Linked DNA regions of Homo sapiens: region 2 is linked to region 1. Evidence: chromatin contacts called from ENCODE POLR2A ChIA-PET data. All regions are on one chromosome and are shown on one strand. The core of a region is the stretch at or near the end of the contact, and the rest is flanking DNA. Distances in the headings are between cores, read along the strand shown. Region 1 holds the start of GFOD2 (Gfo/Idh/MocA-like oxidoreductase domain containing 2). Region 2 overlaps SLC7A6 (solute carrier family 7 member 6).

Region 1 (3,134 bases), core at 409-2,908:
GTACATGCCTGTAGTCCCAGCTACTCAGGAGGTTGAGGCCAGAGAATCGCTTGAACCTGGGAGGCGGAGATTGCAGTGAGCCGAGATCGCACCACTGCACTCCAGTCTGGGTGACAGAGTGAGACTCCGTCTCGATAGATAGATAGATAGATAGATAGAGAATTAGACCCAGACCAATGATTATTCCATGGCAAAGTGGGAAAACCAGGTGGTAAGAGATAACCTCTCACAACAGAATCTTTATCTGTGAAATAAGGATTCGACCAACAGAACCGTCTGTTGAAAATTTCCTCTCTTGGTCCAGGCAGGTTCTCTAAACTCCCAATCCCAAAGCAGTTAATTTTTTCACGTTTCCTGTAAAATGGATGGCCTTAAAACTCTTTTGTTCTCTAGTGTAGCTTTCCAGAAGGAAATAAGTTTCCTTATCAAGAATGAATCTAGCTTCCCCGACTCAAAAACAACCATCTTCTCTATATTGCTCCATATCACAATAAATTTAAGTGCCTTCCTTTTCTAAATTAAATGCTGTTCCCTTCAACTTAAGGGCCACACACTAAGGGCTATTCCTTTAGAGGCTTTTGGGCCCCACAGATCACAAAGGTGGTGCCCTGCCCTAGTTCTTTCTGGACATTTAAAAGGACATCCACTTTCTTGCCCTCAGGATAACATTATGGGAACAATGAACATAAATAAGACAGTTAAATAAGCTTCCCTGATGCCTATCCAATACAGCTTTCAACTCTTCTATCCTGCCTTGTTCTTTAGATCGTGCTGTAGTCTGGAGGGTAAACTCTTCACACAACCATTCCCAAGCCCTCATGTCCCTGTCCACTCTTCCTCCCTCACCTTTTAAGTGTGATAGGGCCTTGATGGGAAGACCTCACTTCACCTTTTGTCTCAAGTCCATCTGCTTCCTTCCAGAGCTACAAATACAAAGGTAGGCCAGGGCCATTGAGACGTGGCCATAGGGCACATGGGAGCTGGCAGAGCCACTCGCACCTTCTGGGGTGTCCCTTCTTCCACCTGTCAACTGAACACCCGTTTCTTAAAGATTTATCCCCAAAAGTCCCATCTCATTCTGAAAGGGGACGAACCAGCTACCCCACGAGCCCTTTGTCTGAGCTTCTACACCTCACACATCCTCATCCACAAAGCGTCCATCCTCACACAGTCAGGTGGTCCGCTCGGCACAGGGCGGGGGAGACTAGGTTTTTGCATCTGGTAAAAGGATGGGTTATGTCTCAGGTTCTTCCAGGATCCCAAATCCTATAATTCTACCACCAAGCCTGCGGGTCCTATTTCTGCGGTGGAAAGGGCGAATCCCAAGGCGACCCTCCACTCCACGCGCCTGCAGGCAGTTGGAACAAGCCCCCTCCAACCCCGGCTCTGCGGGTCCACGCCTCCAACCTCCGGCGCCGGGCCGCGGAGAAGGCCCTGTCGGCGCCCGCTCCCGGCCGCGCCATGCCCTCTTTCGCCCTCACCCGCCACCGGTGGCCGCCTCTCACCTGGCACGCTGGCATCGCCCACTCCGCGCTGCACTGGAAACCATGGGTCCGACGGGGTCTCGGGGGCCACCCATCCGCCTTAAGGAAGGCTGGCGGGGATGCGCGGGCCCGGGAGTCCAGGGCGCCGCCACCGGGAACGCGCCGCCTGGTTTCTAAGGAACTGGGGGCTCTGGAAAGGGAGGGGCGGGACGGCAGGAGGACTGCGCATGCTCCATAACGGGGATGGGCCTGCGCTGGGAGGGGCCGTAGCCGGGAGCTGCGCATGCTCGCTTTTTGGGGGCGGAGCTTAAGCAGCCTGGCTAGGAGGCTCAGGTTATTCATTTCCGGCGGCGGAGGCGGCAGTTTCCTAAGCTTGGCTTCTCTCCGGTCCGCTGACCGGCGTCAGGGACCAGGTTTTGGTAGCTGTGGGTAGCCTCAGTTGTCCTGGAATGAAAGACGGTTTCGTGTTGGACAAGGACATATCTGCAGAAGGCCAGTTCTCTCGAACTCGTCGGACTTCCTGGCTCCCTGACCCCCAGTGACTCGTTTTTCCGTTTTCTCAGGTGCCTGTCTGGGCTCCTCTTCCTCTGGATGTTTTTTGATTGTTCCTTAAATATCAGTGCTCTTCAAGACTGTAACCTCAGTCCCCTTGGCCTCTTTACTGAAGCCTATGCCCCACCAAATAGCAAACTATCCGCTAGAGTAAGGAAGCCGTTAGACCTTAGAATAAAACTGCCTGTGTAGGAAATGTGATTGGGGTTTGTATCTGCATGGGGAGCCCCCGTCCCTGCTTGTCTGACCCTCCTGCTGAGTATCAAGATCCCCACTCAGCTGGCATTAGGATGATCTCCCAGCCATCATTCCAGAGCAGCCTGTGGTGACAGAATATGTCAGCTGACCTAAGCGTGAGGCAGTTCCTACTGAGATATGCTAACTAGCAGCAGAGCTATCCCTGCTTTGAGCGGAGACAGGACTCCTACCACCTCTGTGAGGAGCATGGAAGGCTTCCAAAGTGATGAGAAGTTGTAACCCCTAAACCCCCCCTCTTCTGATGGGATTTTATCCTTTCTCTCCTGGATCCTCTAGAGCCAGGCAGAAGGAAGGCAGAGTCAAAATGTGCCTGTTTGATCTGTTTCTTAGTCATTGTTCGGAGTTCCACTCTTCTTGAGTAGGATTTCTCAACAGTGGCACTATTGACATTTTGGACCTGATAATTCTTTGTTGGGCAGGGGTGGGGGGAGCTGTCTGCATTGTAGGATGTTTGGCAGCATCCCTGGCTCTACCCAGTAGATGCCAGTAGCACCCCAAGCCCAGTTGTGACTACCAAAAATATCTCCAGACATTGCCAAGTGTCTCCCTGGGAGCAAAATCATTCCCAGTTGAGAACCACTAGTCTAGGGGGAAATGAGCCTACTCTGGCTTTACTTATATAGAACCAGGACTTTATGCTTAATCTAAAACCCATATTTTCCCCTTTATGCTACCTCTTCCCTAAGAGCATTCTATAGAGTAATAGTCCTGTAAGATTCTGCTGAGTGACACAGTCTGTAGTAACTTAAGTTTGGAAAGTGCAGGGTTAAGCAACACATTTTAACACAGGATTGAGCTTTTAATTAGCTGGTGGCGATCACTGTGAACATCCATAAGACA
Region 2 (3,238 bases), core at 336-2,835, 570 kb after region 1:
TATGAAATATTTGCATACATCCCGGGAGAAAACCTGGTTGCACAGCCGTACCTACCTGCAGGAGAGGCTGGGCAATGTCAGCTTTATTTTGGACAGCCATGCCTTCAGCTAAAATTTCTATTACGAATGAAAAAGGGAAGAACAGATAGAGGAAGATAACTAGCCATGTCTGCCACAGAGACTTTGGGGATTTGTTTCTGCTTTGGCTTTCAGTTTGGATCTGCCATTTGAGTACTCCTTTCTCAGCAATAAGCTCCCAGAGAGCCTTGAAGACCCTCACGTGGGTCCCACGCTCCTTGGTGCAGGCTTGTCCAGCAAGGAAATGAGATCAGGAGAAGAGGGAAGGCTTGGATGTTTTAATTGTGGTAGCTGAATCTTAGCATCTGGCTTTAAGGCCCAGTTGTTGACTTTGTTTGAACTCTGATAGTTTATGGTAAGCTAGGGGGGCTGGGAGTTCTGGGAAGCAATAGAGGAGTAAGGATCAGATGGTGAAATTTTGTTTCTTAATTAGAATCAGGAGAACAGTCAAGGGACTTGGCTTCTGCTTGACAGACTGTTCTAGGAGCTCTCTGTTCTCTGGCAGGGCTGATAGTAGGGTGAGGCAAACGAGGTGCCTGGGGTCAGCGTTGAAGGGCGTACTCACTCTCAGGTTCCGGCATGTGGTCCCCTGAGAGTGAGTGCCTCCTTAAATTTTGTGCCCTAGGTGCCTCCTAGCTTCACACTACCCTGGCTCTGCCTTCTGGTGCTACATTGTTGCTAATGAACCATTTTTATTTTTAAACAAATTCTTTTAAAAATTTTCAGGGGCCATGCTAATCTTCTTTGCGTCGTTCCAATTTTAGTATATGTGCTGCTGAAGTGAGCACGAACTATTTTTATTTTTATCTAGAAAGAGGCGTATGTTCACGGTAAACCATGGTAAACCACAGAGTGGAAAAAGTCTCCTTCCCTCTCCACAGCTTTAGTCTTTCTCCCCAGAGGAGCCACTCTGACCAGGTGCTTTTGTATCCTTCCAGCTGGTCTATTGGAATGGACTCTGCAGGCATTTCCACAAGCAGCCTTCTTTATTCATTAGTTTAGCACATAGTTGAATTTCCACTGTGTGTAATATTTACCTGTGCACAGAGAGGACCAAACCTGTAGGACATTTATGGCAGGATAGAAGGAAGGAGAAGGATCAGAAGTGAGACCCAGTGCCAGTTAGTGGGTCTGAGGAGTGTATCAGCTTCTCTTCCCCTTGGAGCTGCAAACCAGAAGCACAGTTAGCACTGCCAGGATATTGTCAGACAGTCTCTTTCTCCATGTTTATTTCCACCTTTTTGTGTTTCTCTCCTTTTATCCTCTTCTGTCTCTGCCTCCTTGTCTCTTATCTCTCACCCCTCTGTCTCTTCTGTGTATTTTCTCGTCTTTTTTTTTTTTTTTTTTAGAGACAAGTTCTCACTCTGTTGCCCTGGCTGGAGTGCAGTGACTATTCACAGATGCTATTACAGTGCACTATAGGCCCGGACTCCTGGGTTCGGCAGTTCTCCCACCTCAGCCTCCCACACAGTTGGGACTCCAGGTGTGCACCGCTGCCCCGGCCCCCTGTCTGTCTTTTTGTCTAAGCTGCATGCCCTCCCACTTCTGCTTCTTTTTGTGTTCTGCTTCCTTCCTCTATTTACTTATGGTTTCTGTCCCTTTGTTACTAAGGGCTTGTATGTGACTTTCACTTGCTGTAGCTCCTGACCCTTCTGCCCATTACTGTTAGATTCAGTTTCTTGGTATTCCAACTCTGTGTTTCTGGGAGAGGCAATGTAACAGGCTCAACTTGGGTCCAGTGTCTGGCTCCATCAGTCATGATAGGGAAGGGGGAGCAATTCCCAAGAAGGAGCTGGGCAGGTACTTCAAAACATGGCTACTGTACTGTGTAGGGGCCTATGGATTACTGGTACCTATTAACTAGGTAATCCTTATGTTAGCTGATTGAGGCTTAACCCCATACAGGTAGCTTTGATCATCAGGGTAGGTCCCTGGGAAGACCTGCCAGCAGCATGCATTTCTTTGGGCTGCTTCTCCCCTCCCATTTGACCACTGTCCCCCTACTCCCACATCATGATTGACTAGTAAGCACCTGTGTTACTGGCCAGTGTACTGAGTGAAAGCTCTTTGAAGCCATTGAGCCTGGCACCTGCCACCTGTGTTCATTTTCACAGGCTGGCCATAGGCACTTCTCTCCATTTGAATGGAAGAATATCCAACTTTCTGACAATTTGCCTTGCTCCAGGGAATTGGAAGTTAGAGTGAAAATCTTACCACCTTGGTTCCAACCAGGGTTTATCAGTGCCCCTCTTTGCTTGGTGATGAGCTTAAGAAAACAACGTGGCCAGGCATAGTGGCTCATGCCTGTAATCCTAATATGGGAGGCTGAGGCAGGAGGATTGCTTGAGCCCAGGAGTTCCAGACCAGCCTGGACAATACAGCAAGACCCCTGTCTCTACAAAATAATTTTTTTTTAATTAGCTGGGTGTGGTGGTGTGCACCTGTGGTCCCAGCTAATAGGAGGTTGAGGTGGGAAGATCACTTGAGCCCTGGACATCGAGGCTGCAGTGAGCTGTGATCGCACCCACTCCAGCCTGGGTGACAGAGCAAGACCCTGTCTCAAAAAAAAAAAAAAAAAAAAAAAGAAGGAAAGAAGGAAAATAAAATGATATACTGCTGTTACCTTCTGAGAATTTGTGATCTTGGGAGAAGCATGACCCAATCACCTGAGGGAGAGACTTGAGACAGGTGTCTACATGATGATAGCATAGACACTAACCTGTGCTAAGAAGCAGGAATGCCATGTGGTTCAGGAGAGAAAGAGCTCAGAGAGGGGTGGGGTGGTGTATTCAGAGAAGGTTTTACAGAGGAAGAGGAAGTGGGGGCTGAACTAGACCTTGACTGGGAGTTGCTGTTGGCTATGGCAGGAAGAGGAGGGGAGGACATTTCTTTTTATGTGTGTGTACGGTACGAGTAAGAGAGAGAGTCTGGCTGAAGGAGAGAGTGCAAAGTGGGTAGGAGTAAGTGGAGTTGGCCTAGAGGATGGGCCCAAAAGATTTTGTAGTAAGATTTGAGGTGCACATAAAAGTTCTGTTTTTGTATGCTAGAGGCAGTACTCACAGATGTCACTGCGTTCCTTCCTGCTGGATATTGCTCTTATGTCGTCCCCATGGATCAGTCATTGTTTAGCAGGAGCAAAGTGCCGGGGCTCTCAGCACAG

The links. ChIA-PET counts read pairs that join two places held with the same protein, here RNA polymerase II (POLR2A).
Region 2: POLR2A ChIA-PET joins it to region 1 with 11 read pairs in B cell. The contact joins the enhancer-like site here to the promoter of GFOD2 in region 1. POLR2A ChIA-PET finds 5 or more read pairs at or near these places in 2 of 52 experiments (B cell and HEK293).

Annotation. Positions count from the first base shown.
Region 1 is chr16:67,717,658-67,720,791 of GRCh38, forward strand. It overlaps GFOD2 (Gfo/Idh/MocA-like oxidoreductase domain containing 2), which reads right to left and starts at 1,659. Exons shown (of 3, transcript NM_030819.4): 1 at 1,506-1,659. RefSeq lists an enhancer at 977-1,056 and silencers at 1,417-1,466, 1,527-1,576.
Region 2 is chr16:68,283,453-68,286,690 of GRCh38, forward strand. All of the region lies in intron 3 of SLC7A6 (solute carrier family 7 member 6), which reads left to right. It also overlaps the pseudogene RNU6-1262P. Among named protein-coding and RNA genes, the nearest start is that of SLC7A6, 21 kb to the left of the region's middle. RefSeq lists an enhancer at 770-909 and a silencer at 2,914-3,208. Within about 2 kb of position 1,586, at least 15 of the 41 ENCODE cell types and tissues checked have a DNase peak (open chromatin) inside an H3K27ac peak, as active enhancers do; they include B cell, where a contact is called at or near this core.